Linked DNA regions of Mus musculus: all the other regions are linked to region 3. The links are chromatin loops, found by intact Hi-C in ENCODE. Cell type or tissue: heart. All regions are shown on one strand. Links, peaks and the distances in the headings refer to the core of each region. The heading gives the core; the rest is flanking DNA. Region 1 overlaps Myo18b (myosin XVIIIb). Region 2 overlaps 2900026A02Rik (RIKEN cDNA 2900026A02 gene). Region 3 holds the start of Tmem211 (transmembrane protein 211).

What was found. Hi-C counts contacts between places; a loop is a spot of excess contacts. Peaks named below come from ENCODE experiments on the same cell type or tissue, not always from the same donor. Only the 100,000 strongest peaks of a DNase experiment are listed, where the experiment ranks them.
Region 1: a loop joins it to region 3, with 2.9 times the contacts of the local background. A loop is called at or near these places in 3 of 42 quality-filtered maps.
Region 2: it touches region 3 in a loop (4-fold over the local background); 28 of 42 quality-filtered maps call a loop at or near these places.

The regions. Positions count from the first base shown.
Region 1 is chr5:112,872,648-112,883,050 of GRCm38, reverse strand. Myo18b (myosin XVIIIb) reads left to right here. Exons shown (of 44, transcript NM_028901.2): 2 at 3,473-3,632; 3 at 4,908-5,066; 4 at 7,725-9,158; 5 at 9,490-9,556. The coding sequence starts at 3,594. Among named protein-coding and RNA genes, the nearest start is that of Myo18b, 19 kb to the left of the region's middle. In heart, for the core only: a CTCF peak has its summit at 5,834 (motif pointing left); no DNase peak of the experiment used is centred there; H3K27ac peaks cover 605 bases.
Region 2 is chr5:113,170,590-113,180,992 of GRCm38, reverse strand. It overlaps 2900026A02Rik (RIKEN cDNA 2900026A02 gene), which reads left to right. Exons shown (of 13, transcript NM_001375886.1): 6 at 5,654-5,788. Among named protein-coding and RNA genes, the nearest start is that of Gm42161, 30 kb to the right of the region's middle. In heart, for the core only: CTCF peaks have their summits at 5,468 (motif pointing left), 5,890 (motif pointing right) and 7,481 (motif pointing right); a DNase peak (open chromatin) is centred at 7,462; H3K4me3 peaks cover 908 bases; H3K27ac peaks cover 1,444 bases.
Region 3 is chr5:113,221,155-113,231,557 of GRCm38, reverse strand. Tmem211 (transmembrane protein 211) reads right to left here and starts at 4,649. Exons shown (of 5, transcript NM_001033428.2): 1 at 4,557-4,649; 2 at 654-796. 2900026A02Rik (RIKEN cDNA 2900026A02 gene) reads left to right here and starts at 10,282. Exons shown (of 13, transcript NM_001375886.1): 1 at 10,282-10,347. In heart, for the core only: a CTCF peak has its summit at 4,780 (motif pointing right); DNase peaks (open chromatin) are centred at 4,767, 6,087 and 7,467; H3K4me3 peaks cover 1,045 bases; H3K27ac peaks cover 3,096 bases; H3K27me3 peaks cover 1,779 bases.

The DNA of each region.
Region 1 (10,403 bases), core at 1,701-9,700, 350 kb after region 3:
CTTTAATACAGCTCCTCGTGTTGTGACAACCCCCCCAACCATAAAAATTATTTTGTTGTTACTTCATAACTGTAATTTTACTACTGTTGTGAGTTATACATATATGATATGCTGGATATATTTCCATTGTTACAAACTGGCCCAAAGGGGTCATGACCCACAAATTGAGACAATGTAGCATCAGGAACGTTGAGAACATTGCCATAGACAATGGCTACTAGGTTGCCAACCTCTGTGCTTTTTTGAATTGTAGTGGGCATACTGAATGCTGAGAATCTAGCATCCATACATGAAAGGACACATACAATATTCACCTTCTTAGGTCTGGGTTACCTCACTCAGGATGACATATACGTATTATGAATTATATTTTATTGTGTGAATGTGCTACATTTTAATGATTGATCTGCTTATCACTTGATGGACATCTAGGCTATTGTGAACAGAGCGGCAGTGGAGATGGTTGAGCAAGCGTCTCTGGGGGAGGATGAAGTGTTTTTTGGGTTTGTGCCCCAGAGTGGTATAGCTGGGTCTTAAGGTGGATTGATTTCTAGCTTCCCAAGGAAATACCACAAAGATCTCCATAGCATCTGTACGAATTCGGACTCCCACAGCAACGCATGAGTGTCCCCTGTCCCCATATCCTCCCCAGCATGAGTCATTCTGACAGGTGAAAGCTGAAATCTCAAAGTAGTTTTATTTGCATTTCCTTGATGACCAAGGATGTTGAACATGTCTTTAACTGTTTCTCAGTCACTCATGTTTCCTCTTTAGAGAATTTTGCTTAGTTCTGTTCCTCATTTTTACTTGAGTTATTTGTTTTCTTGATATTAGGTTTTGTGTTGTTGTTGCTGCTGCTTATTACATTTTGGATATAAGCCCTCTATTAAATGTGTAGTTAGTAAAAAGCTTATCCTCATTCTGTAGCCTGCCACTTTGCCCGAATGACTGTGTCCTTTGCCTTACAAGATCTTGTCAGCTTCGTGAGGTCCCATTTATTAATTGTTGATCTTAGTGCCTATGCTAATGGTATTCTGTTCTTTCCTGTGTCCATGGGTTCAGGATTATTCCCCACTTTCCTTTCTGTCAGACTCAGTGTATCAGCCTTATGTTGAGGTCCTTGATCCATCTGGAGTTGGGCTTTGTACGGGATGATAAGTATGGATCTATTTGCATTCTTCTGCATGCAGACATCCTGTTTGACCAGCATTTATTGAAGACACTGTCTATTTTCTAGCGTTCATTTTTTGACTCTGTGTCAAAATTCAGGTGTCCATAGGTGTGTGGACTTAGGCCCAAGTCTTTAGTTTGAGTCTATTGACCACTGATCAGCATGCCTGTCTCTGTGTCAGTGCCATGCTGTTTTAATTAGTCCAGTTCTGAAGTTCAGATTGACACTGGGGATGCTGAGCCCCCCAGCAGTTCTTTTGATATTCAGGGTGGTTTCAGCTGTCCTGGATTTCAATATAAAGCTGAAGAGTGTGGTTGTTTTGTTGTTGTTGTTGTTGGTGGTGGTGGTGGTGTGTATGTGTGTGTGTGTGTGTGTCTGTGTGTAGAATCATGTTGGGATTTTGATGCAAATGACTGTAGGGTTGTGGGGTCCCCGCGTCTACTCTGCCAGAGAGCATGGCCACTCAGGGAGGCAGTACTAGGGAAGTTGACTGCCCTTACCCCACAACTTTGCAGGGCAGATGTTGGGCTGTAGGGAAGCCTTGGGATACCACTCCCGCGGTGGGGAAGCACAGTCTGAGGTGGGGGGTACACAGAGCTGGCTCAGGGGTCCCTGGGCTTGCAAGGAGGCTGGGGCCATCTGGTTCTCAGGCTCTCAAACATCCTGGTGCCACTGGGATCCGAGGAAGAGCTGAGAATGGAGTGGGGGCCCACAGGCTGGATCTAGCCAGGGGGAAAGGGAAAGGGAAAGGGAAAGGGAAAGGGAAAGGGAAAGGGAAAGGGAAAGGGAAAGGGAAAGGGAAAGGGAAAGGGAAAGGGAAAGGGAAAGGGAAAGGTAGAAAGCTCCGACTGGTCCCTTGGGAAGAGTCCTTGACTTGATTTTGGCTTGGTTTTGTTGGTAGCTGTGACTTGGGGCACAGAGAGACCTTCTATGGGAGATTAGACAGAGGCTCTATAGGCAAAGGCCTTCTGCATGACTCCCCATGGTGGACCCTGGTGAAAAGAGGCAGTCCATGCTTTTAAGACATTTATTATCATGGCAGAAAGTGGATGAGTTAAACCGTACCTCACTTCTCAGGGCGGGCCTGAGATTAAATACCTTTTGCAGGAAGGAGTGTCTGGGAAGGAAAGCTGATTAGCTAAGTCTTCAGGCCTGTAGGTAACATTAAAATGGAGATCTGTCTTGAGCCTATGTGACCACAAGTCATGTCCTCTACCTGTGGATGGGTTTGGGGCATTGCCCTTATGTGACTGATGGCCACAAATCTATGGAGGGCTGCAGCTAGTGACAGGGGCCTGGAGCCCGGGAATCAGGCGTAGCACCCCTCATCCCTTTAGGGTCACTGGGGCTTCTAGCCTTAGTTCAACTGGGAAACAGGCTACCTTTCACCGTCCTACAAATGGCCATCTTCTCTGGGATGGATTTCACACATTTGGGTCAGGATAATCTGCACTGTCTTAGTCAGGGTTTCTATTCTGCACAAAACATCATGATAAACAAAACAAAACAACAAGTTGGGAAGGAAAAGGTTTATTCAGCTTACACTTTCACACTGCTGTTCATCACTGAAGGAAGTCAGGGCAGGAACTCAAGCAGGGCAGAAACCTGGAGGCAGGAGCTGATGCAGAAGCCATGGAGGTGTGCTGTTTACTGGCTTGCTTCCCCTGGCTTGCTCAGCCTGCTTTCAACCTAGCACTACCAGCTCAGGGATGGCTCCACCCACCATGGACTAGAGCCTTCCCCATTGATCACTAATTGAGAAAACTCGTTACAGTTGGATCTCACGGAGGCATTTCCTCAAGGGAGGATCCTTTCTCTGTGACAACTCCAGCTTGTGTCAAGATGACACACAAAACCAGCCAGTACACGCACATTCCTTCCAGAAAGCGCCTTTTCTGGAAGGAATCCTGTTCCTCAGCTGAAATGCCCTTCATCTCCACTGGACTGAGTCATGTTGAATCTTCTGGAACTCGATCTCCACGCTGCTTAGGCAGGCATCGTCTTTGTGCAAGCGCCTTGGAGAGACACACACAAGACCGTGTATGTCTCTCCCGAGATGTGACCTTAGGGCACAGGGTTGAGAGGAGGAGTGCCTCACACACTGTCTGCTCAGTGACTGGCAGCCTTATGGCTGGCCCACTGTCATGGGAACGGATGACGGTCTTAGCAGAAGATGGAGTAGTATCTTTTCATTCATGATGTGGTGGGAGCAGAGCCGAGCCCGGTGCTAACCAGTCTCTCTCTCTCTCTCTCTCTCTCTCTCTCTCTCTCTCTCTCTCTCTCTCTCTCTCTCCTATTCAGTGTGTCTGGCTTGTGTCCACTCACCTCATGCTCTCCATGTGTCTGTAAGGCTTCACTCCTCGCCTGCCAGGAGCACTCAGAAGCACAACGTCATCGCCCGAGTCCAGCTACCTGTGTCACCATGGCCATTTCGTCACGCCTTGCCCTGTGGGAGCAGAAGGAAAGTTGTGTTTTGGGGGGCTGGGGTCACAGGGCCAGACTCTACCCTGGCAAGAGGGGCTGTGGCCTGGGTGGCCTGACTCACACCCACACACCCACACGTACCTCAGGCAGGGAATGATGATGGTCTTCTGTCTCTGTGCCTGCCTGGTCTGGATCTGTTGACTCCTTCCCATCCCTTAGCAGGAGGCTGGGAATGGGGGTAGTGTGGCATCTATAGCCCACAGCAGCCTGACAGAGGGCTGAGGCAGGAGGGAGGAGAGAGTGGAGGGGGTGCAGAGGTGGACTGTTGGCTGCCGGTCTAGTGCTAGAGGGTTTCTGTGAATCTACCTCTGGTCACTACAGAGACCTGGACAATGGCTCTTACCTAACCTGGCTATCCTTCCTTTTCCACAGGATTCCTTAAGGGCTCCTTGGTCTCTGATACCTTCCCCTCCTACTTTCTCCTCTCCTTTCCTCCTATTCTTTTTCTTCCCTTTGTATAGACATTATTATTATTATTATTATTTTTGAGACAGGGTTTCTCTGTATAGCCCTGGCTGTCCTGGAACTCACTTTGCAGACCTGCCTGGCCTCGAACACAGAAATCCACCTGCCTCTGCCTCTGCCTCCCAAGTGCTGGGATTAAAGACGTGTGCCACCACCACCTGGTTGTATAGACACTATTATTTAAAAATAAAAAAAAATAAGAACTTTTGTCCATGGTTGGTTCCAGGGATACAGAACCCACAGCGAAGAAAACGGGTGGCATAGGCCATGGTTAAGTCTTCCCAGCCTCTTGGTGGTCCCAGCACACAGGAATAATTGATTATTATTATCTATTACTTCAAGTCCCCAGAAGGCTTCTTCAAGAAGCTGGGAGGTACCACAGAGACAAGCTTGGAGTGCAGTGCATCCTGGGAGTATCCCTGTCTTAGGTGGGAAGAGCATTTTCTTCTGGGGTTTCTCCAGTGGCCCCTTGGGGCCAGAAGCGTGAGGGCAGAGGAGCCTGGTGTCGAGCCACCCCTCCTGACATCTCAGAAGCTGCTCTGAGAGGTGGTTTGGGTTCTTCTCAGGAGGAGACTCTCCAGGCTGAAGCCACCTCTCCCGTACAACCTCTAATGTCCACACTGGTCCATTCTGTCCCCACACCTCTCGGCCTCATGGTGTCCCTCAGAGCCTTTCTGCTCTTCTCTTATGCTTTTCCCCTCAGATCCACCCGGGCATCACACACCATCTGGGGGAAGCCCTGGCCCTGCAGGCTCACTCTCACTTCTCTCCTCGCTTCCACACACAGATTCGAGAAGAAGACAAGAGCCCCCCTCCATCCTCTCCGCCTCCCTTGTTCTCTGTCATCCCTGGGGGCTTCATCAAGCAGCTGGTTCGAGAGACAGAGAAAGAGTCCAAAGAAGCCAGGAGGAGGAAGGCGGCAGCATTCACAGCCCCAGAAGTAGAGGTGAATGGCCCTGTGGGGGCAGAGCACAATGGGGCAGGGCGGGGCGGGGCAGGCGCCTTCCCATTCATATCCTCATATTGTCCTGAGTCAGTCCTCCTTTGCTCTCTGCCCTGCCGTATTCTTCCACTCTCTCTGTTGAGCTCCTATGCAAACTGAAAAGCCCATCTCCAATTGCCGACATCTGGAGAGTCTCACATTGCTCTACCTTTCTTAACTCCCCCATGGTTGCTTTCCTTGAGACCACACAGAGCTCATTTAATCGCATGACTTATTCAGCTATGAATTTCTAAACAGCAGCAGCTGCCTTCCGCTCAGCTGTGCCCTGAAAGTAGCTCTCATGCTCTGAATTAGTTCCTTGTCCCAGGCCAGCCTGGAACTTCTATTTCAGCCCATTCAGTCTCCTGAGTGGCCGTGGTTATAGGCCTGGCCACTGGCTGGTCTCTGTTCATTCATTAAAGCGGAAAAGATGCTGGCATGTCCCTTCCTCGGAGAGCCTGATGTTGAAGCATTGGCATCCTTCTGGGTCGGGCACATGAGCTGGTGGTCCCACACACCAGTGTCCTCCAGCTGCAAGTCTCTCAGCCCCTTCCAAGTCTCTTGGAACATCCACTATCCAACAACTGAAGGCTTTATCCCAGCTAGGTTGTAGATCTTGGATGCTTGCTTCATCTGCTATTCCTTCTGATTGGTATCGATGGGCATCATCAGTCAAAACTGTGTTAGGCAGACAGGGCACCAGTTCCTGCTGCCTCTATACTGCCCTCTTGAGGCAAAGAGAGTTATGGCAGAATTGGGCTGAGAGGACCAGGGATTATAAAAACCAGGTGTTGGCTTAAATCCGGAGTGTCACCCTGGCTCCATCTTTGCTCCCTCCTCCTCCTTGGCCCATTTACACTACACGTGCTTGCACCTGTTTAATGACAGGGGCTTCCCTGTGTCAGCAAGCCACTCACAACTGACTGGAAGCAGCTGTGGGGACAGCAGTTGGGTCTCATTGAAGAGACTGACAGGGTGGCTGGGCCCTGTGCCTGCTCCTGTCTGACTTAAGGAATAAACAGAGGCCACACTTAAATCTCGGATAGGAAGTGGTCCTGTAAAATGTTCCTGTCTATCACCAATGTTCACTTAGTGATTGTGGCACTGTTTAAAACAGTAATGGGGACGGAAGTCACACCTGCTTCTCAGAGGTGGAGACTGAAGCACAGAGAGGTCAAGACACTTTCCTCAAGGTCACCAGGCCAGGTAGAGGCAGAGCCATGCCGTGTAAAGCTCTCTTTCTGGGGCTGCCTGGGAGAGCAGGCAGGTGAGATATAGGAAACAGAGTGGACAGGAGGGGTGGAGAAAAGGTATGCCTGCTGGCCATCAGGACCAGCATGAACAAACATGAGGGCATAGGGAATGGGTGGGTGGGCCAGAACTAGGAGGTATCCAGTGTGGCCAGAGAGTGAGGCGAGTGGACACAGACAGACCCTGAAAAGGCTTGGAGGAACCGAGGGTGTGTTCATGGACTTCCAGTAGACTTGGGGTGGCCACCAATGCCCTGATCAGTGGCCACCAGTGTCTTGATCAGTTGTAAAAGGACAGTTGGCTGATGGGTGATAGATGACTGGGAGGTTGTATGGGATGGGCAGTCGGTTTGAGAACCTGGACGGCTGGAGTGGAAACTGTGCCCCTCCTCCCATCTCCTCCTCTTGAGATCACAGAAGAGCTTTTCACACTCAGCTCGCAAAACTCCACACAGCACGCTTCTGTTATGGAGGGGCCTAAGCTCACAGAAGATAGGAGACAATGGGCCGAAGTTGCCCCACACCTGCACTGAGATGGGAATGCGTATCCTTACTGATGATCTCATCTGGAGGGTTGAGATGTGTTTTAGTCAGGGTTTCTATTCCTGGGCAAACATCACGACCAAGAAGCAAGTTGGGGAGGAAAGGGTTTACTCAGCTTACACTTTCCACATTGCTGTTCATCACCAAGGAAGTCAGGACTGGGATTCAAGTAGGTCAGGAACAGGAGCTGATGCAGAGGCCATGGAGGGATGTTACTTACTGGTTTGTTTCCCCTGGCTTGCTCAGCCTGCTTTCTTAAGGAACCCAAGGCTACCAGCCTAGGGATGGCACCACCCACAGTGGGCCCTCCCACCCACTAATTGAAGAAATGCCTTACTGTTGGATCTCATGGAAGTACCTCTTTAAGGGAGGTTCATTTCTCTGTGATAACTCCAGCTTGTGTCAAGTTGACACAGAAAACCAGCCAGTTACAAGATGGAAATATAACAGATATATCTACAGCAGCTACTGAGGACTGACCGTGTGCTGGGCCACCACCAGTCTTTATATCCACCCTGCATGGCAGGTCTTTATGATCCTTGTGTTATTGTCAAGAAATTGGCTCAGAGAGGAGGAGAAGGAGGTTACCCAACACCACACAGTGAAAAGAGGCAGAGTGGCATTAAACTCCCTTTTGTTGGATTCCCGAGTCTACCTTCCTCCCCCTGATTCTGTGGACCCTCAGCCGCTATCTAGGCTGAACCTCACTGTCAGGCACAGATTCTGAGGATGTCAGAAGGGCTTGGGTTTCTTTGTGTGGGTGAAACTGGGAATGATTGGCTGTTGGTCAGTCATGCAGCAACTAAGCACATTATGGTCTCTTTCCTAGATCCCAGCAGTTCCAACTAACCAAACCAACAAGACCAACAATGTCCCCAAGCCTGGAAGCCAGCAGACTTCCCAGGACAGCTCATCCACCACTCAGAACAGCGCAGACATTCCAGGAAAGGAGCCCCCGGGGGCTGGTGACAAGGACTCCACACCTGTGACCAGCACTAGTGGGGAGAGACCTCAGGAGTCAGGTCCCACAGGAACACCCGCCAAAAGGACACTGCCCTTCAAGAGGGGCGTGAGGAGGGGCGATGTGCTGCTGATGGTGGCCAAGCTGGATCCAGAGTTGGCCAAGGCAGATCAGAAGGTCCAACCTCGTGATGTCCCCGTGGACAAGACCCCAGCTCCAGCCAAAGATTCTGGAGGGACAAAGAAAGGGGTGACCACGGGGACTTCCTCTGCCCCCCAGCCTTCTATGCCTGAGAAGACTAGGACTAGGGGAGTTGGAGATACAGGCCAAAGCACAAAGGGTGGGAAATGTCAGGGCACAGAGGGAAAGGGGAGCCGGGACCCCCAGACCATCGGGCAAAAAGAAGGTGAGTCTCAGAGCACAGAGGAGCAGGGGACCAGGTCCCAAGCTCAGGAGGCAGGAAACAAGGAGCAACTGGGAACAGCAGAGAAAGAAGGAGGGGGTCCCCCAAAGAAGATGGAAAAAGAGGATGAGCCCAAGGTTGCAGGGGCTGAAGTCAGACCTGTGGAACCCCCAGTCCCGCTAAGGAAGTGGGGAGGTTTCTTGGGTTGGAGAAGCAAGTGGGACAGTCCTCAGAGCAAGGACAGAGTAACAGAGTCACATCGTAAGGATGAGAAGACCGGCGACTTGCAAAGCCCAGCGGTAGACAGGAGCTGTGGGCAGCTAGCAGAACCCACAGGGCAGCCATCAGGGCCCACGGGGCAGCCATCAGGGCCCACGGGACAGCTATCAGAGTCCACGGGGCAGCCATCGGGGCCCACGGGGCAGCCAGCGGGACCCACGGGACAGCCAGCAGGGCCCACGGGGCAGCCAGCGGGGCCCACGGGACAGCCAGCAGGGCCCACGGGGCAGCAGCAGGAGGCTCCAGTGAAGATGGAAGGAAAGGTGGGGAGACCTCAGAAAAAGCTGGTGACACCAAGGAAACCCCGAGAGCTCCCTGGGGTGGCAGCGAAGACTCAGAATCCTGAGGAAAGCTGCAAGGCCCCGGATAGGATTCCTACAACGGGGATATCAGCAGAGGCTGCAAAGAGGGACGGCCAGCCAGAGAGCAGGGTGCAGGGAGCCGGGGAGCCCCGTGTGTGCACAGAGGAAGAAGTGGATGTGGTGAAGCCTCAGGCAGAAGGTCACGTAGAGTCCATTCCTGAGGTCGTCATGGAAAGGCTTTCTACGCTGAGGCCTATGGAGGAGAAGCAGATCCTGCAGGACCCGGATAGAGGGGGCCAGAGTGGAGACTCGGACCAGGTGATGGGCTGTGGACCCTAAGGATGGGATAGGGGAGGCTACGGGGTGGACATAGGGCTAGCCACAGCCCAGCACTCCCCAGGAGTGTACTCCCGAAGAGCTAGGTCCCTAGGCCCCACACGGCCCCTCCCCAGGCTAGATTTCGCCTATTACTACTTAGTGGTTACCGCGTCCCTTGTTACCCACAATTCTCTGTGCCGGCACCATGTGTAGATTCTCAGGCCGTGCCCTGGTGGCTTCTTGAAAGGTCCTGCGGGAGAGGTTAGGGGTCCCTACATCAACCCTGGGCTGGTGGTTTTTGCTGGTTAGGAGACCTTCTTTTTGCTCCCAGGCTTATGAGGATAGATGGTACGAGGCACAGAAAGTCTGGCTGGTGCAGAAGGACGGGTTCACGCTTGGTAAGTGGGCTCAGGCTGGCCTGGGGTTTGGGGAGGGGAGTCCCACTTGTTTCTCATGTCTTTCCCGCCACCAGCCAGTTTTACTTCATTCTCGAGGTAAGCAAGGAGGTAGGGGAGAGGCTGAGATGAGGATGGCACCAGTAGCTGCTATGGGGCAGAGAGTCCCCATCCCCAGTCCATTCTTGTTGGCCAGTGGAGACTGAAGGGCGTGTTCTGAGAAGTGATTCTGTGTTCCATTTGTACTGTTTGCCCATTATCATCCTGATCTGACCTAGGGGTGTGGAACAGGTCGGTGGACTTCACCCTCTGAGGGGCCTGCTCAGTGCTAACCTTTGTCTCAAAAGGGCTTGGAGCAGTGCTTCTCAACTTTCCTAATGCCCCGACCCTTTAACACCGTTCCCTGTGTTGTGGTGACCCCCCAACCATAAAGTTATTTTCATTGCAACTTCATAACTGTGATTTTGCAACTGTTACGAATAGTAACGTTCCCATGGTCTTAGGCAACCCCAGTGGAAAGGGTCATATGACCCACAGAGAACTACTGGCTTAGGGGTGGCAGTACAGGTTCTTTATGTGAATAGAACCTTTCAGCCTGTCCCAAGTTCAGTCTCCAGCTTCCTGGACTGTCTCAGAGACTCTACCCTTCCCTCCCTTCCTCTCCCTTCCCCTCTTCTCCCATTTCCTACCCTCCCTTCTCTTCCTTTCTTCTCCCCTCCCCTCTCTTGTCTTCCCCTCCTCCTTCTCTCCCTCCCCCTCCTCTCCCCTCCCTTCTCCTTTTCCCCTCCCCTCCCTTCCCTTCCCCTCCCCTCTCTTCTCCCCCTCTCCCCTTCACTCTCTCCCCTCCCTT
Region 2 (10,403 bases), core at 830-8,829, 51 kb after region 3:
ATATATGGGATTTGACCGTTCTGCGCATAGTAGGGCAGCTCTGCACCAACTCTTGTATCGGCGTGAGAAACAGGCAGGGAGCCGACAAGGTCTGCTGCGGGTGTAAAATAAGACAACCCGAAAACAGGGCTCAGAGAGGTCACACAGCAAAAGGCCAAGATGCTTGAGCCCAGGTCTGGCAGGATCCCATGAGATGACAAAGCAGGGAAGAAACAGGAAGCTGCGTGCAGCCCTTGGGGAGCTTTTTACCTCAGCTGGGTGATAGGGCTCTGGAACCCAAGGTCAGGAAATTATATGATGCTCAATGAGGCGCCGGAGGAGTGACCCAGGAAGGCATCCTGGAGGAGGCCCTGATGGGTGACCCCGGGAGCAGGGCATGCTGGGAGATCTGGAGGCTGGAGTCAGCCCCACCTAGCCCTTGCTGAGCAGTTCAGCAGAGGCAGCAGCCTAGTCTTCAGTGTTTCCTGCTGTAACAAACCACACCGGGCCAGGAACTTATTTCCCACAGTTCTGGCTGCTGTGAATCCCCGGCCCGTGACTGGTTTGTTCCTGGACTTCCTTTCCACGCTGCCCTGGAGTTTTAGGACGCCGTGTTTACAGAGTCGAGCGCAGCCAAGGATTACAGCAGTTTCTCATCCCCAAGTTTGTGAGAGAGGAACCAGGGTCTAGCCTGTCAGAGACAGGGGCGCCACCTAGAGGGGCCTGTGAGAACAGAGTCAGCTTTGGCCACGAAGGATGGGATGTGGATTGTCCTCACATTTATGGTGTGGAGTATGGGGGGATTGGAGCTTCGAACTTGTGTTTCTCCTCCGGAGCCCTGAGTTGCTCAGCGTCGCTAGTGGAACCTTCCAGACTTGCACTGAGCTCCTCCCTCCTCCAGTGTGGGTTCTTCCCACACTGCTCCTTGCCTCCCACTCCCCCCAACGCCCCCGTTGGGAACCCGAAGCTGCAGTATGGTCCAGCAAGGTTTGCCTCTGGTGGTCTCACCCAGCTCTCACGCCCCGCCCCCGTTGCCGTGGGAGCGGGGGGAGGGGGCCAGAAGAGACTGCCGGGCTGGAATGTGACACGCTGCAGCTCAGCAGCTCAGCTCGCCAGCACCTCGGGACCCACTGGCAACAGGAGCGCCTGGGCTGCAGAGGGTCCTGGATGATGCCCAGAGCGCCCAGGCCCCAGGAGGGCTGGTTGTCGGGGGGGGGGGGGCGGGGGGGGCGGGATCAGCTTTCCCTTGGCGGAGGGATCCACGGACCAGCTTCCCGCTTCTGGCCTCTCTCCTGGAAGGCTTGTTTTGTTTTGTTGCTGAGTCAGGGTCTTCCTTAGCACAGGCTGGTCCCTGGGGACCTGACCCTCATCCCATTGTTGGGCGTCCTTCCTTCCTTCCCTTGATCTGGTTCCTGATCTTAAAGATCAAAAACAATCAGATGAGTGAAGACAAGAAGCCACAGAGGTGCCCAGAATGCTGGTTGTTAAAAAGACAAACACGGGGCAGAGAGGGAAGGGATCATTTGCTCAGGGATGGGGGTTGGGGTGGGGGAGCTGGTAAAGATGTTCCAGCCGTTGGGACTTTCCTGTGTCTCTCAAGAATTAGGAATAGCCAGGCAGTGGTGGCACACGCCTTTAATCCCAGCCCTTGGGAGGCAAGGCAGGCGGATTTCTGAGTTCGAGGCCAGCCTGGTCTACAGAGTGAGTTCCAGGACAGCCAGGGCTACAGTGAGAAACCCTGTCTTGAAAAACAGACAAAGGCTGGCGAGATGGCTCCGTAGGTAAGAGCACTGACTGATCTTCTGAAGGTCCTGAGTTCAAATCCCAGCAACCACATGGTGGCTCATAACCACCCATAATGAGATCTGATGCCCTCTTCTGGTGTGTCTGAGGTCAGCTACAGTGTACTCACACATAATAATAAATAAATCTTAAAAAAAAAACCAGACAAAACAAAAAGAGTTAGGAATATTCTCTGGGTGTGTACGGACACCTATGAAACACACCACGTAACACACACACTCAAGCACACACACGTGTGCACACATGCACATGAATGCATGGACACTAACACGCAGATACATGTGCTTGTATACACATTCCAATCACACGTACACACATGGACCCACAAGCACACATGCATGCGCACACACATGGATGTGTGTATTTCTGTTCTGGATGCATAGGCAGATTTTATCCGTCAAGGGACTGTGGGGTGTAGAGTGTGAATTCCCCACAGAGTTCTGGGGTGGGGGAAGCTTACACTCTGTGGGGTGAAGCTATCTTACCACAGGCCTGAGCTTGAGGGTTAAGAAAGGATGCTCAGAGCATCTTTTGTGGCCCCGACTCTTTTGGGATTGCTTTCAGAAGCCACAAGGATTATGAGGCTTAGCCTGGTTTTGTGTCACTTCCTATGGGAGAGAGCGTTTTCGTGCTTGCTGACAGCTGGGTTCAAAGCAGAGAATCCAGCAGGGTGACCGGGGGGGGGGGGGGGGGCATCCCAGACCACTTAGGCTGAAATCCTCGGGGTTAGCCTTGACAGGTAACTTTGGTTGAGATCTCTGCTGACCCCAGTGCACACCTGCTTGTTAAGGTGGGTGACCCAAGTTCAGTCCCCCTTGATGGAGGGCGGAACCTGGCTGTACACAGCCCTGCTCTGACCTCCACATGCACCCCCAACCCCCAGCCTGAAAATAAAAAACGAGCCGGTGAGGTGACTCGGTGGGTAAAGATGTCTGGTGACTCAGGTTTGTTGAGTCTTACCACCTTATGAAGGGAGAAGGTGAGGTGGCACGTGGCACACATCCCCGTACACACACATACACACATCCCCTATACACACACATCCTCCCTACACACACAGACACATCCCTCCACATCCCCCCCCACATCCCCTGTACACACACACCCTATACACACATCCCCCTACACACACACACACACACACACACACACATCCCCCTACACACACATTCCCCCTACACCCACATCCCCCTACACACACACCCTACACACACATCTTCTATATACACACACACATCCCCCTACACAGACACACCCTACACACACATCTTCTATATACACACACCTTGTATACACACACACATCTCCCTACACACATCTCCCTACACACATCTCCCTACACACTCACACAACCCCCAACACACATAACCCTACACACACATCCCACCTATACAGACATCCTCCCTACACACACACACACCACACAGTATACACACACACATAGCCCCTTCACATACACGTGCTCGAGTGTGCGCACACGCGTGCACACACACACACACACACACACACACAGAGCAGTACTAAGAAATACAAGTTTAAGCCATACGATGCACTTTAGTGTCCAGGCTTGTTCCTGGTGTTCACATCCTGCTCTCTGTCCATTGGGAACGTCTGATACGTGTGCTGGCCAGGCTGGGGCCCATGCCCCGATCAGGAGTTCCAAACCATCTTCAGAGTTCCAGCTTGGGCTGGGTGAGGCCCCATCTCAGGAAGGATCCCTGGGAAAATAAAGCGTGGAGTAGCCCCACAGTGGAATATTATTTGGTTTTAAAAAAGGAATGTTCTTGTCAGATATGGTGAGCATTTTGGTGTCTGAGGCAGGAGGCAGGAGAAGCCAGGTGGCGGCACCTGCTATTTATGTATTATTTAGTTTAAATTAGATTCAATCTAATTTCTCTGTTGCCCCGGCCATGCTCAAGCTTGCGTGACTGACTGGATCAGTCCCACAGAACATTGCAGTGGCTGCATAGGCACAGGCAACCTGAAGCCAGGGAGTAGGGGAGATCACCGAGAGTCTGAGGGTGGCAGGAAGCTGGGGGACAGACCGGAAAGGAGCCATCTGAGTGACAGGAGAGACCTAGGACCCCCGGGGAGGATGTGAGAGCTATGGTGGAGATACCCAGCACAGGTGGGCGTGTCCTGGGGGACTCAGATCGACCTTGGTGGAGGGCGTGCCCCCCGACTGCGTTCTTTCTGCTGTGAGATGCAGCTACTGTTAAACAGTCCATCAGGGACCACCTGTGCCACCCCCCCAGAAGTCCTGCTCCTCATAAACCATCCTCCTCCGCCCATCCTGCCCTCTCCTTAGCCTGGCTCACAGGACTCACACAGTGTAGCATGCCTTTTGTAACTTCCTTATTTTTGTTGTCTTTGTTTGGAGACGGGGTCTCATGTGACCCAGGCTGGTTGCATGTAGTGTATGGCCCAGTTCTGATGTTCAGCCCCATTATGGTTAAAGGGCTAATTGTCCTGCTGTTGGCATGATTCTTTGGAGTAATTACTATTTTTCTCCTGCTCCGTTTACCATTGACTGAGTTGTTTCCTTGTTGTTGAGTTGCCGTTGCTCTTTACATGTTGTGACTACTCTTGTTGAGTTGCTCTTTACATGTGTGACTAAGAGACTGATGGTTTGTTGAGTCTCTCCCTTTCCGTGGGTGGCTTTTTCATGGTGCCCTTCATGCACACATGTTTTCCAGCTTGACAGACTTCTCTTTTGTTCTTGTGTTTTCTGTGTTGTGTTTTGGAAACACTGGCCATGAATAGCTGCTGCCGTGTTTCCTTGTAAGCTTTCTACCTTCAGATCTAGTAAACTCTTTGCTCTTGTGCATGTTCATTCCAGTAAAATCTGCCCTACCAGGCTGGGCAGGCCAGGGACAGGGCTTCTGAACATCCCTGCCTGTAAGCCCTGGCGTCTGTCCATCTGACCGTCTGTCCTGTACTCCTTACACTGAAGTCCTGGATTTGTGTTAAAGTGTTGCAGGAGATGCAGCAGGGGGCAGTGTGTGAGGTTGGGTAGAGAGCCAGAGTCCTACGCAGTGCCGCAGTGCCGTGGGTCTGCGAGACAGGTCGGGGTAGAAGTGCGGGTGGGATTTATTTAATGCCACTGGGGTGTGAAAATGAGCCCAGTAGGTAGCAGCAGAAGAGAAGGCTCAGAGCAGCTTTAGGATGTTAAAGAAAGCGAACCGGGCAGTGGCTTAATCCCAGCACTTGGGAGGCAGAGGCAGGATGATTTCTGAGTTCAAGGCCAGCCTGGTCTACAGAGTGAGTTCAGGACAGCCAGGGCTACACAGAGAAACCTTGTCTTGAAAAACAAACAAACAAAAAAGGAAAGCGAGCCAGGGAGAGACAGAGCAAGCGAGGGGGGGAGGAAGGGGTCTAGGAACCAGTAGCCTTGCTCTTCATGATGCTGTGTGCTATTCGCCAGGCACCTGCCTTCTCTGGCCCTCCTGGCTTATGTGCATCAAGTGTGCGGCTGGACTCCAGGGTCGGCTGTGATGTTTGTTCTCCAGTTAAGCAGAGAGAGAGGGAAAAATGCAGAATCCAGATTACATGCCTTCGGGCTTTTTTCTCTCCCTGCATTTGTATTCAAGGAAAGATGTTCAAACTAGGACCGGACCTTAGGACCATCCTGGGCAAGGATGCGAGCAAGACACATCAGCCAGGCAACCTGCCCCCTAGAGGCTGGTCTGTGTCACGCAGGCTCAGAGCAAGGCCCTTAACGCTGTTAAAATTGTTCCTTCCCTAGATGGTTGTGGTCAGAGGTTAAGGCCGCACAGTGGTGAAGTTGGGTCACGTGATACCTATGCAAGATGGTGGGGGGCCAGCAGACTAGAGGCTCCCACTGAAGCTCTCACTGTGTTTTCTATCTCAGGCATCTTTGCAGAACCTGGAGCGGAGGGACAGTCAGCAGGACAGCCAGCAGCCTCAACGGCAGGTGTCCCCTGTTGCCTCTGTCCCCAGGCGAAGTCACAGCTTTTGCAAGGACAAGAGGAACAGTCCCCTCGTGGTGAGTGACACCTGCTGGCGTCCTCTGCGTCCGCTGATTCTGTGGCTATATGTGGACGGTTCAGACCCTTGTGCTGTGTGTGCCGTGCTGTTGGGTTTCTGGCACTAGGTGGCGCTGCAACCCCAGCAGCTGGCTGATGCAGGCGGACGTGTCTTGGGGGCTCACACCAAGATGTCTTTTCAGCAGCCTTGAGATTTTTGAGAGTTTATATCCGGAAACTCAGCCGGAAAGCCGGCTGGTGACTCCCGTGTCCATAGCGCTAGTTTGAGGGATGGGAGACAACCAAGAGAAAATGTGCCTGTGAGGGACACTAGGCTATCCAAAGCCAGCTCCCCGCTTGGGGGACCTACAGTACACCGTGTTTCTTGGGAAGCCTCTGGCACCGGGAGCCACGCGGTACCCACGAGAGGCCGGACCCAGGCTCCTGTGGTGGTGATTTTGTTGATGCAGTCTGTGAACAGGCTGAGTTCTCTCCTTGCTGGAAAGGTCCCTTGCGGGTGCGGCCCAAGCAGTAGCTGTTGACCAGGGTGGCATGGGTTCTGACTCACGTGCCCTTCAGCGTCTATGGTCTGGGGAAAGAGACTTCACTTTCCTGAGTCTTGGTTTTCTCATCTGTAAAATGGGGGTTGTTTGTTCTTAATGTAGGCTTCGGGTGACAGGGTCTGGGGTGTTGAGGTTTTGTCTTTTACTGTCTATTGTAATGTTAAGTGCGGGCCCCCAAGTCTGGAGTCTGCAGGTAGCCCCTGGAACCCTGCCTCCGCTGAGTTAGTCTTGATTAGTGAATAAAGATGCTGACAGCCAATAGCTGGGCAGAAGAGACATAGGTGGGGTTGAGGGTTCGAGGGCTTGCAGGAGAGAGAACAGAACAAGGAGGGAGGAGAAAGAAGGAGCTGTCACGGGAGAAAAGAACATACAGGAGGGAGGAGAGCTGCCATGGGCTAGGGGCCGAGAGAACGTGGCCCAGAGTTCGGCCTGGTTGGAGTTGAGAGTGGCCCAGATGGACCATAGTAAATAATAGGTGATAGCTTGGGGTTATCGATGGGAAGGTAGACTCTAACAGCATGGAGGATAAGCAGCTGACCAGCTACTGTGCTGCCTAAAATATAAAGGCTGCGTGTGTCTTCCATCTGAGAACATAAATGGTCTAAGGCGGGAAAAATATCCTTTGCTGGGATTAATTAATATTTTTCACTACACTGGGGCATCCACTAGGGATCTGCTGAGGGGCCCTGGGTGCATAGATCCCTGTGGGGACTCCACAGGTCTGTGACGTGTGGTCTTCTCTGAAGGTTCCCTTTCTCAGATTTCTTTCATACCCTTGTCTCCAGCTCCTTTCCGGTGGCACCACGTCCTTTATCTGATCAGTGTGAACTTGTGTGTGTGTGTGTGTGTGTGTGTGAGAGAGAGAGAGAGAGAGAGAGAGAGAGAGAGAGAGAGGTTTGAAAGCATTTTTATAGCCCCCCTCTCCCCCCTCCCAGTTTGCAGGAGGCTTCCCTGGCTGAGGCTCCTCTTCCTCTCTCTGTGTCTTTGAGGACCCTTTTTTTCCCCAGGAGCCCTGGGTGACTTCCCTTGGCTCCTCTCTCTGGCTCCCTCCGAGTCCCACGAGCCGTGCCTGAGGCCTGTGGGACAACTCAGCCCTGCAGGACTGGGCTTTCTTCAGTCTCAGGCCTGCAGGGTTGGGAAGCAGCCACTAGGGGGCAGCAGTGCCCAGCCCACTCCTGGCTCCTCCCACAGCCTGTGATGGACACGCAGTGACTCTGGGGACTCATTTTCACCTGTGGAACAGAGCAAATGTCTTTTCATTAATACTTGGCCGAGGAAGCTCCTTCCTATCATCTCCACCTCTCCTTTCCCTCTCCCTCTTCCTCTTCCTCTCCTGCTTACCCCCTTCTTGGTATAAAAGGGGGAAACCGAGGCCCACAGAGAGGACCCTACTTGGTTAGGGTAGCCTTCCAGGAGAGTTTAGGGATTCAGTCACGGCTCTGTGCTTGCCTGAAGTGCTCAGGAAAGTCTGGTGAATGTCTGTTAGTCTGTCTGGCGCATGTTGTCCATTTGTCTGGTGAATGTCTGTCTGTTAGTCTGTCTGGTAAATGTCTGTCTGGTAAATGTCTGTCTGTTAGTCTGTCTGGTGAATGTGGTCCATTAGTCTGTCTGGTGAATGTCGGCCATCAGTCTGTCCATAACTTCATGCTGTCATTCACTCCCCTGGCCTGAAGCACTCTGTGTAGCCAAGGATAACCTCACACACTATTTCTCCTGTGTTGAGAGTACAGGTGTGTGCGGCCATGCCCCGTTTGTGAGTCCTAGGGCCTGATAGATGCCAGACCAGCACTCTGCCAGCCAAGCTACATTCTGGCGCCCAATCTCTGTGCTTTGAACCTGCCTTGGGATTTGTCTGCCCTTACTTGAGAGCCACCCACCTCCCCTGCCATTCAAGCAAACACATTCCATCCTGCTAAAAAGAAAATTAAGGTTCAGAGGGGCTCAGCCACCTGCCTTAGGCCACACAGCATTAAGAATAGTTAGACCAGGGGCCCACATGCCTTGCCTGAAACTTGGGCCCTTCCCAGGACTATGCTGGGTGGGCTGTCAGTGTGTGCCTGTGTGCCTCTGTGTGTGTGTGTGTGTGTGTGTGTGTGTGTGCAATCCCCTGCCAGCACCCTGCTGCAGCCCCTTCAGGACAGGAGACACCCGGGGCTCAGCTAGGGTTGGCCATGGCTGTTCTGTCTGTCACACTCTAAGCCAGCTGGGGACCCACAGGGCTGATTGATTGGTATATCTGCACTGCCCCACCCAGCACTGCTGGTCATGGGACTGCTCACCGGCTGCCCTGCAGGGCAGAGGGAGGCGGCCACATGCTCTGCCCACACTGTGGGTGCCACCCGCACGGCCAGGTGCTTTCTGTTGTTTGCACCTGCGAGCTGCCCTCCTGGGAAAGGAAGATGTCTGCTGTCTCAGGGGTTTTAGCTGAGGCCTGGGACGATGGGAAATAACCTCGCCTGGTCCTGTGGTGCTTCCTCCCTCAGGGGTGGCCACCCTTCTGCTCGGGGTTTATGATCTCCAAGGGGTTATAGAACAAGATGACTCAGTGTGGACCCTGACCTTGGGCACAGTTTACCCAGCAGCCCCTCCTGTAACAGTAAAGTCACAAGGCTTTACTGGGGTTCTGGGGTTTCCACAGTGCCACAGACTTCTGGAAAGGGATGGGGGCGCAGGGAGAGGGATATGGGGGAGTGGGGACTGGGAAGAGGGGTGTGAGAGGAGGAGGGACTGGGGAGAGGGATGTGGGGGGCTGTTTCTTGTTAGGCCAGCAAGGGCTTCTTTGAGGAAGTGACTCAGGGTGGAGCATGTCAAAGAATCAGAGGCAGGTGACAGGAACAAAGGTCTTGGGACTTATTTCGTTTGATTATGATGGTGATGATGACAGTTTTGAGTGAGAGATTATTGGAGCTGAAGTGGAGAGGGTGATCCTTGGTAGCAGGATGAGGGTCATGTCTTAATCAGTGTTTCTATTCCTATATAAAACATTATGACCAAGAAGCAAGTTGGGGAGGAAAGGGTTTATTCAGCTTACATTTCCACATTGCTGTTCATCACCAAAGGAAGTCAGGACAGGAACTCAAGCAGGGCAGGAACCTGGAGGCAGGAGCTGATGCAGAGGCCATGGAGGGGTGATGCTTACTGGCTTACTTCCTCTGGCTTGTTCAGCTTGCTTTCTTATAGAACCCAGGACCACCAGCCCAGGGATGGTCCCACCCACAAGGGGCCTTTCCCCCTTGATCACTAATTGAGAAAATGTCTTACAGCTGGATCTCATGGAGGCATTTCCTCAAGGGAGGCTCCTTTCTCTGTGATAACTCCAGCCTGTGTCAAGTTGACACACAAAGCCAGCCAGTACAGGTTGGATCATATAGAACTTACTAAATGAATCTTGCTCATATCTATATGAGATCCCATATATGGGATTTATTAGAATGGCTTACAAGCTACAGTCCAGCTTGTCCAACTATGGCTGTCTGCCACCAGGAAGTCCAGGCATCTAGTAGCTGCTCAGTCCACGAGGCTGGATGTTGCAGCTGGTCTTCGAGGCCAGCCTGGTCTACAGAGTGAGCTCCAGGACAGCCAGGGCTACACAGAGAAACCCTGTCTCGGGAAACCCAAGGGAAGAAAGTGGGTGTTCTACTTCCAATGATTTAACTGAGGAAAAGTCCCTCACAGGTGTGCCTAGTCACTTGGGTTTTAGTTAATTCCCGATATAGTCAACTTGCCAACCAAGACTAGTCCTCACAGTGGTTTTGGTAGGGGTGTGTTTGTGTGTGTGTGTGTGCATGTGAAGCTAGAGGTCAGCCTTGACACTTGACCATAACACTTGGTCAGCCTGTGGCCTGGCCCTTTTCTAAGGAATTTTCTCTATCTTAAGGTGCTAGGGAGACCCCAGCTTAGAGATTCTGAACCTGAGGCTCAGATAGGGGAGGTGACCAACACAAGGACACACACTGCACAGCAACGCAGCCCGGGTGAGCCCTGGCCTGCAGCAGGGAGGGAAGGGGTCCCAGCCACTGCCACCTGCCCTCAGGAGTCCAGACACACCTGCCCTGCTTGGCAAGCTGCCCTG
Region 3 (10,403 bases), core at 736-8,735:
ATGAACATGATGGCACATGCATACAGAGACCAGAGGTCAACCTCAGGTGTGGTTCATCAGGAGCCTCCACATTGTTCCTTGAGGCAGGGTCTCTCATTGGGACCTGGTGCTTGTTCATTAGGCTGACTGACTATTGAGCCCCACTCCTTTCTCCTCGGTGCTGGGATTACAGGCATGCACTACGCTTGGCTTTTGTCTGTTTGGTTTTTGAGACAGGGTCTGACTATCCTGGGCTCTGTAGCCTCAACTCAGTGATGGTCCTGTCTCTGTCCTTGAATGCTGGGAATAAAGGTCAGCGCCTACACTCAGCACCTCCTGGGTGTTTTACATGGGGTCTGGTGGGGGGGGGGGTAACCCATGTCCTTAGGCTTGTAATGCAAGCACTTCCTGACTGAACATCTCCCCAACCCTCTTCTCCTCTTCTTACAAAGCCATTAACCATCTTAGGGACCCACCCTCCCGACCACATCTATCCTACCACCTTGACCTCCCAAAGGCCTCACCTCCAGACACCATCAACACAGGAATCTGAGTGTTAAATTTCCATCAAGGATCTTTGAGGGGCATATCCCTGTCATGACAGGCAATCAAGACCAGTTTTCTAAAGATTAAATTGAAAACCAAAAAGCAAGGGGTTTAATGCAGAGTCTTACCTAAATAACAATGGATGCACTTCTGTCAGGCTGGAAGGAGTGCCCACTTGTTCTGGTGCTGGAGGAGGTAGCAGAGGCCTGCTTGAGCTGTCTCTGGGGGTCCCCAACAATGGCGAATGGCCTGGAGCTGCTGTGGCAGGAGTCTGGGGTTCTGAAACATCTGTCAGCAACTTAAACGTGGCAAGGAACCCCACCCCTCACCTGGGATCCTGGGCAAGATGGTCCTGTTTCTCCATGTTTATAAGGAGCACCGAAATCCCAGCATTAGGCATGGCACACAGCAGCCAGGCTAGGGGATGTGCCTCTAGCTAGGCAGGTAGAGGTGGGTGGAAAAAGAAGGCATGGTCAAGTGGAGGGAGCTTTTCACTCTGAGATTAGAAATCTCTCTGAGGCTGTTAGGCAGTACGTGAGGAGTCATCCCTTGGGTGACAAAGGACTTGGTTTTGCCCTTTCACCAGAACCCACACCTCCCATGGGTCAGCTGATCTCAGGGGTGTAATTCTAGGCCAGGAGACTATGGAATGGAGCCCCACGGCCCCGCCCTCCACTGTCCTGGGCTGCTCCAGTGTTTCTGAGCCTTTGAAAAGACTAGTCACCTGAGAAAATCACTGCAATGGAACAGGTGCCCAGAAAGCTAAGTGAGGCTTTATAACCCCAAAGCACATCCGGCCAGGCTCCAGTTACCGGAGTCCACCTACAGGGAGACTGAAGAAAACAGAATGGAAACTTTCTCCTCTGTCTAGTGGAGGGGCAGGGTGTCCCAGCATGCATCCCAGTAATCAAACTCAGGCCACCTGGCTCCGCAGTAAGTGCCTTTACCTGTAGAGTCATCCTGCTGGTCCCTACAGCTGAAGGAACCTGGGCTAGCAGCTGGTGAGGGACACTGTTCCATTCACAGGTGGTACAGTTGAGGCTTCTGCCTCTCAGCCTCAAGTTCTTGGAGATGTGGAGGGTTTAAGGCAGAGGCTGGGCATGCCAGTGACCACCAGTTTACCACAGTTAGGGCATCGGCAACTGTCCCACCAGCTCCAGCCAGAGAACAAAGATGGTCCAAGAGCCAAGGTCCTGCTCCCCAGGTCAGAGGGGCACAGAAGTGGCAGCTGGACAGCTACCATGTGAAGCTGTTGTATTCTTCTCTGGACTTGGACATCCTTGACCATAGATTGACTGTGTTTGGATCCCAGTCTCTCAATGGTTAAGTCCTGATCTCACAGTGACCCCCAACCTCAACAGAACACAGTAGGGAACATGACATAATCAGGGTTTTTTTTTGTTGTTGTTGTTGTTTTGTTTTGTTTGTTTGTTTTTTCGAGACAGGGTTTCTCTGTATAGCCCTGGCTGTCCTGGAATTCACTTTGTAGACCAGGCTGGCCTCGAACTCAGAAATCTGCCTGTCTCTGCCTCTCAAGTGCTGGGATTAAAGGCATGCACCACCACTGCCGGGCTCAGGGGTTTTTTTTTTTTTTTTGCTTTTTTTGTTTTTTGTTTTTTTAAAGGAACTTAGGGTCATGTAAACAAAACAGGACCTTAAGACAAATGGCCTCTATATCCACCCATCCACCCATCCATCCATCCATCCATCCACCCATCCATCATCATCATCCATCCGTCTGTCTGTCTATCTGTCTGTCTGTCTCAGTTAGGGTTTTACTGCTGTGAACAGACACCATGACCAAGGCAAGTCTTATAAGGACAACATTTAATTGGGACTGGTTTACAGGTTCAGAGGTTCAGTCCATTATCATCAAGGTGGGAGCATAGCAGCATCTAGCAGGCATGGTGCAGGAGGAGCTGAGAGTTCTACATCTGAAGGCTGCTAGCAGAATACAGACTTCCAGGCAGCTAGGATGAGGGTCTTAAAGCCCACACCCACAGTGACACACCTCCTCCAACAGGACCACACCTACTCGAACAGCGCCACACCTCCTAATAGTGCTACTCCCTGGGTGAAGCATATCAAACCATCCCACTATCTAATTATCATCTAGATGTCTATGTATTACCTACCTGTCTATCCATCTACCTGTCTATTTATCAATGTATCTATCTCTATCACTGTCTGTCTGTCTATCATCTATCTATAAGCATCTATCTCTCTATCCCTTCCTCCCACCCACTCATGTGTGTAGCTATCCTATTATCTTTCCACCCCACACCATACTAATTAAGCATCTAGTACATGCTACGGTCTATCCTGGATGCTAGGTCGACCTCATTTTTTTTTTTAAATCACCATGTGGTTGCTGGGATTTGAACTCAGGACCTTTGGAAGAGCAACTGGCGCTCTTAACCACTGAGCGATCTCTCCAGCCCTCCTGGGTGCTAGGAACTGAACACGGGTCAGGACAGCCACAGCCTCTCTCCTGTGGATCCCACCCCTGCCTGAGGAAGAGAGATGTTGAGGAACTAAATCAATATATGAAGCAGATGTGAGGCAGTGTCATAGGAAACAATGGGATAGAGAGATAATCTGTGTGGAAGGGTCTTACAAAGCCTTGTGAGAAAGCCAAGTCTGACCTAAAGGTGGAGATGGGGGAGCTGTGTGTAGGTGTGGAAAGAGCACTACAGGCTGAGTGTGGCGCAGGTGCAAAGGCCCTGAGGCCAGCACATGCAGGGCACATCAGCAGAAGCAGAGAGGCCTCTCGGGTGGTTGGAATACAGAGTGATGGGGTGGTGGAGCCCCAGCATGGACAAACAGTGGTCAAGCTGTGCAGCAACCATGGAGGTGAAAGTCAACCTGACCAGATTTGCTGAAGGTATGAGAGGGAGTGTGTGTGTGTGTGTGTGTGTGTGTGTGTGTGTGTGTGTGTGAGATATCCCCAGGGCTTTTGGCCTGGAGTCTGGACCTGAGTGATAAGAGCTGGATCAGAGAAAGCAGTGGCTGAACAGGAGGCTGTGGCACTGAACCATGTGCATGGCAGATAGATGATCAATAGATGAGAGATAGATAGATAGATAGATAGATGAGAGATAGATAGATGAGAGATAGATAGATGAGAGATACATGAGAGATAGAGGGATGATAGATAGATAATTGATAGATGATAGATAAATTGATTGATAGATGATAGATAGGTAGATGGATGATAGATAGATTAATTGATAGATGATAGGTAGGTAGATAGATGATAGATAGGTAGATAGATGATAGATGGATGATAAATTAATTGATAGATGTTAGGTAGATAGATGATAGATAGATAAATAGATACATAGATGATAGATAAATTGATTGATAGATGATAGATGATCGATAGATGATAGATGATAAATACATAGATAGATAGATGATAGATAGATAGATGATATACAGACAGACAGACAGACAAATAGACAGATAGGGGATAGATACATAGAGACAGAGATGGCCAGGCTGCCCAGGCGAGACCTGAGGTCCTTCAACACATGGTCTCTTTCACTAGTATATGCCTCAACCAGGCCTGCTGGCTCTGTCACCTGGGACAAACAATACAATGGCTCAAAGCCTCTGTTTCCCCAACTACAAGATCCCTGGCCTACAACAGGGCTGCTTGACGTTTGGAGGGATGGGTTCCTTTGAACATATGATTTTTAAACTGTGGCTGTGTTCCACATTCAAGCTTCAAACCACACAGAGACACGAGCACACGACAGTGTGTGGTTCTAGGGCTCCCAGGGCCCCTAAGCAGTGCCTGAGGCCAGCCCGGCTCCTCCCCTGATATTCCCTCATCACTTTGGGTCAGGCTTCTTCAAGGTTACCTCTACAATGTGACCTCCCCTCATCCAGCTCTGGCTTAGAAGCTCTGGCCTGGAATGTAAATCTGTGAGCTTTAAAAAGGTGTCTTCCCCTTTAAAGGTCACATTCAGGTGGGTAAGCAGAGCAGGGTCACGTGAGGCGCTGGTCCGAGAAGAGTGTGTACTCACCCGTGCAAGGTTTCCTTCCTGAAATCAATAGCTATTCACTCTGGGCTGACGGATGGGCTGGACTGAGAGGGCAACTCCAGTCTCAAATAGGATGGGAGGAGGGGATGGTTTCCTGGGTAGGAGAAGGCACCGCTAGGGGTCCCAGAGCTACTATTAAATACTGGGGTCCAAACTGGGTATCCAAGCGTCCACCCCGAGTCTCACTGGCTTCATAGGAAGCCAGTGCTGCAGGATGCGCCAGCAGAGGGCGCGCTCACTCCACCTTCTTTCCGTGGGCTAATTCCCATGGCTTCTAGCTGAGGCTTGGCCAGCTTCACCGAGCATTTCCTGTAATTGTTCCCTTCCCTTCCCTTTCTCCAAGTCTGTCTTCCCTCGCTCCTGTTGGACTGGGATCACCTTCCCAAAGACGCCCGAACACGCCCAAGTTTGCCTGGGGCTCTGTTTGCCAGACCGAGCTTCCTGCTATGTGAATGAGTTCCAGCTCCCTCCTCTGCGGGTGAGGGCTGGAGAGACATCACCTCTTGAAGGGTTGTGGCCCTCGAAGCAGAATCCCCTGGATTGGTACCCCGCTAGTTTCACTAGTATCATCTCTACTGGGGAACTCGGGGTCTCCTTTGTGGATTATCTGTCGCCCGGTAAATTTAGAAGGAAACTCTTTAGAGGAGTTTGAGAGAAAGCAGGTCAGGTGGGCTGGAGGGAGTAGCTGCCTGTAGGAGGGGGGTGGAGAGTCAGAGCTGGTCAGTTACAGGTCAGGAAAGCAGGAACAGGAGCTGGGGATGCCTGGAGCATCCATTTACCTCCAGGAGCAGGCTTCCAGGTAGGAATCCAGACAGCGGGCAGGCTCATCCAGGAGGATCTGAGCCGCAGCATGCCTGGGTGCAGTTTGGGTTATATGAGCGTGCATCTCATTAAAGGCACAGTTATTTTTCCCATCTTCGCTTAATTGTATTCTGAGCACCGTCTCACTTAGCCCAGGCATACCTTGACTTCTCTTTGACGCCGCGGATAACCCACTGCCTCCACCCTACCATGCAGCCCTGCAGCATCCCAGATGGGATCGAACCCAGGGCTGGTAACCGCTGTCCAGTGAGCCACAGACCCCTACTCTCCGCCTCAACCCCCCTCCCCGCCCCCTGCGCGCCATCATCCAACGCGTCTTCGGGTTCTGTTTTCCTACTCAGGTGATTGGCAGAGCAAGTGAGACATCGCGAGAGGATAATGGTGTCCCTGCTGTCTCAGAACCATAATTTAGATTGCGTCTCTTCCCGGCTTGGAGGTATGATTCAGGTCCCTGTCCTTTTGCCCAAAACCCCTAAAAGAATAAATTTCAATTAATTAAAGAAGAAAAAAAAAATCCATCTTCCCCTGGGCCTCAGGAAAATCAAATCTTGAGGAGAGGCCCCGGGACACTCTCCCTTTTCTACGAAATCAGTGTGTTACCATGGAAACGGGAGGCGGAGTCCAAGGATGATTCTGAGAGGGAGGGTCTGTAATAAATAGCAAGACAAAGCAACTTAGTGGAGAAAGGCTTGTTCTGGCTTCACACTTTCCTAGGGACACAACCCATCACGGCGGGGCGGGGGGTGGGGGGAGTGTGGTGGCCAAGGAGTCGGAGTCCGGCTGGGGAAGCAAAGAGTGGACAGGAAGTAGAGCCAGGCCATGAAACCCCAAGGCCTTCCTTTCCCCCAGTGACTCACTTCCTCTCCTCTCCTTCCTAGAGCAGCGATTCTCAACTTTCCTAACTCTGCGACCCTTTAACACAGTTCCTCATGCTGTGCTGACCCCCCCACCCCACCCCGGCCATAAAATTAGTTCATTGCTACTTTCATAGCTGTAAAACTTTGCTACTGTTACGAATCATAATGCAAAAGTCTGATATGCCACATGCTCCTAAATGACCCACCTCAGGGGTCGTGACCCGCAGGTTGAGAACTGCTCTCCTAAATTTTCCTCAACCTTCCCAGACAGTGTCACCAGATAGAGATACTGGTATTCTAATGTCTGTGCCTGTGGGGGAATGGTTCACACTCGAACCACAACGGGGCCTATCCTTGGTGACCAAGAGCCCTGAATTGTGTCCTGTGATGATGCTGGCTCTAAGCGCGGTTCCTTCTTGAGGGTCAGCTCTGTTTCAGTATTTGAATCGTTACATGGTCATTGAGCTATACATAGATCAGCTGAGGGTAAGGTCCTCCCAGTAGTGCAATGCACTACAGCAGCAGCAGAGGTTTGGAGGGAAGAGGAAGCATTTCAAAGAGCAGATTGGTTCTTACCGTCAAAAACCAGGAAGGGCTATGGATGTGACTGAGTTGGTAGAGTGCTTGCCTGGTCAGCAGGAAGAGCTGGGTCTGATCCTCCGCACCTAAAGACTGGGCATTTGTGACAAAGGACTGTAATCCTAGCACTTGGGAGGCTGAGGCAGGAGGATTGACACAAGTTTCAGACTAGCTGTATTAAAACCCTGGCCGTGAAATAAAGCAAAAGCCAAGAACAGCTGAAACAGGGCCCTGCTAGGTAGCTGTGGTTTCCAGGGCTACCCAGTCGGTAGGGCAGATAAAACAGCATCACCCCCCAGGACACATGAAGCACACTGTGCGCAGCCCCCCCTGACCACCCGGGCGCTCAGGATCCCCTGCACTGAGGTTGGGCCAAGCCACCGTGGAATCTCCATTGTTATTGCAAATGCTGTTAGTCAGAACTATCTCTACAGACTTCCCGGAGGAGGCTGATGGTGGCTGATAAAAGATTCTAGGACAGTCCCTGGGGTGTACTGTCCTCTGTGTACCAGAATGAACAAGCCTGGGGTTCTGGCTCCAGGTAGAATGTGGAACCTGACACTCCCTGCTCAGGGTGTAATCCCTGGGCTTGTGTGGCTGGCAGCCTCTCACCTGGCAAGCACAAGAGAATGTGGAGGAGTCCAACCTGTCTCCCAGGAAGTCTCCCCTCCCCTGCCCCACGAGGACCCAGGTGCTTCTGGGAGTTGTAGTTTGGTTTGCTTCAGTGTTTCCTCAGCTCGGCTTGAGTTGACAGAGGAATGGGGCGGGGTAGTCACAGGGGACATATCTAGGTCTGGGGTCTCTGGGTGTGTTGGAAAAGACACTGCTTTGTTCCCTTTGGAGTTTATATTCAGAGACAGACTGGCAGTGAGTGTGGTGGGGACACACCCTTGTCTGGGGAGCCGAGAATAACAAACATCTGGCTGTGCAGTAGCATTTTGTAAGAAGTGATTTGCATAAGAGATACGGGAAGATTCTCAGAGTTTCTGGAAGAGATGGGGCACATAGTGGGGCATCACAGATTGGCTATTCATACACATCTATTCATTGGGCATCTACTAGGTCCCAGCCCTGAGGTAGAGGCACTATGAATCAGGTGGGCGCCCAAATACCTTTCTGAAGTATTTCTAGACAGGAGTGGACATAAACTATTTTTAAACTTAACTTTATTTAATATGTTCTTATAGGTTTTGGTTTTTCAAGACACAGTTTCTCTGTGTAGCTCTGGCTGTCTTGGAACTAGCTCTGTAGACCAGGCTGGACTCGAATTGAGAGATTTGCCCACCTCTGCCTCCTGAGAGCTGGGATTATAGGTGTGAGACGTCATATTCAGCACACCAGACATTTTTTTATACTAACTTACAAACTCTGTATAAAAGCCCTGCTCTTAGGTGGACTTTGAGGAACTTCATCTTGCAGACTGACCATTTGAACTCCCTCAAAGACTCACCCCCCAGCCTCCCCTGTTCCCCGGGAATAGTAGAGTCATATTTGACATTCTCTGGGGTAGCTCCACTTGATAACTGTGTCTATGACATCCAGATGACCCATAACACTGCTGGGCTCTGTCACTGTGGACCAGAGAAGCCTCAGGTGGATCCAGGGCATTATGCAAGGCAGTAGCCCTTACTTCCAAAGGGTCAAAATTCAAAGGATTGTATGAGCTGTTCACACACACACACACACACACACACACACACACACACACACACATCACCACCACCACCAGCAGCAGAGAGGAGGCAGAGAGGAGGCAGGAGAGTGGCAGACAGCTCTCTGGAAGCCACACTGTTGCTTGGGTTTCTGTCTCTTTTCTTGAGGTTGGGCTGGTTTACAATAAAAGAGTAAACCTGCCAGGCAGTGGTGGCGCACGCCTTTAATCCCAGCACTTGGGAGGCAGAGGCAGGTGGATTTCTGAGTTTGAGACCAGCCTGGTCTACAGAGTGAGTTCCAGGACAGCCAGGGCTACACAGAGAAACCTTGTCTCAAACAAAACAAAACAAAAGAAAGGAATAAACCATGTCCCATTTCTCAGGGGAGCATGAGTCATAAATATGATTCAATTTACACATGCGATGTTTCTCCCTAATGCTGGTGAAGTCCCGTGAGAACCTGGATCCATCAGCTCCCTCAGAGCGGAGTCCCCAGAGCCCAGCATAGAAAAGGTACTTAGCAAAGATGCATAGGCTGGCAGGGTAGCGTTCCAGAGATGTTCCAGCTACTGGGGTAAAGGAAGGGACTTGAGGAGAGAATGGGTTGAGTTCAGGAGCTCAAACCTGAGCAACAACATAGGGAGCCTCTGGGGAGAGGAAGAGGACTGGAGCACGAGGAGCTCGTTAGTGGTGGAATGCATCACTTTTGTAAGCCTAGAATTTATTTATTTTGTTTCTTTTTTTTAATTAGGAGCTCGTTAGTGGTGGAATGCATCACTTTTGTAAGCCTAGAATTTATTTATTTTGTTTCTTTTTTTTAATTAGGTATTTTCTTATTTTACATTTCAAATGCTATCCCAAAAGTCCCCCATACCCTCCCTGTCCCACTCCCCTACCCACCCACTCCCACTTCTTGGCCCTGGTGTTCCCCTGTACTGAGGCAGATAAAGTTTGCAAGTCCAAGGGGCCTCTCTTCCCAATGATGGCTGACTAGGCCATCTTCTGCTACATATGCAGCTAAAGACACGAGCTCTGGGGGTACTGGTTAGTTCATATTGTTGATCCTCCTATAGGGTTACAGACCCCTTTAGCTCCTTGGGTACTTTCTCTAGCTACTCCATTGTGTTTCATCCAATAGCTGATTGTGAGCATCCACTTCTGTGTTAGCCTCACAAGAGACAGCTATATCAGGGTCCTTTCAGCAAAATCTTGCTGGTGTATGCAATGGTGTATTTTATTTCTTATTGGTTATTTTATTTATTTACATTTCCAAAGTTATCCCCCTTCCCAGTTTCTCCTCCGTAAATCCCCTATCTCATCCATCCTTCCTGCTAGCGTTAATTTCCAACATGGTGTCCAACTTCCTCCAACTCCAGTTTCTGGGAATTTGTTGCCCTCTTCTGGCCTCTGTCAGCACCTGCACTTACGTGCACATATACACATATATCTAACAATAAAAGAAATAGTTTTGTTTTTAAGAGAAAGGAATATAAAAAGAAAGAAAAAAACCAAAACCATAGTGGTCGATATGATTAATGAAAACGAACAAGACAGCTGGTCAGGAATGCGCAGTAGCAGGGCCCTTGGTGGGCAATGCTCTGTCACCCCACCTCGGGGCACACAGTAGGTGCCTTGGCCGGCACCGTGGCGCAATGCCGCTTCCACCCGGCAGGGGGCGCGCCCCACATAGTCTCGCGGCTCCGGGCTCCCGCGCTCCGCCCCTCGCCGCTCTGCGCAGGCGCCACCGGGTGCGGTTGCCACGGCGACGGGGCGCTTCCCGCCCGAGCCCCGCCCCCCAGCGGCGAGGCTGCGCGCGCCGCGGCAGGTGCGGGCGGGCAGGTGCGGCGCCGGCGGGCCACTGCGGTAGGTGCGCGGAGGGCGCGGGGGCGCGCGGGCGGGCCGCGGGGGCGCGCGGAGAC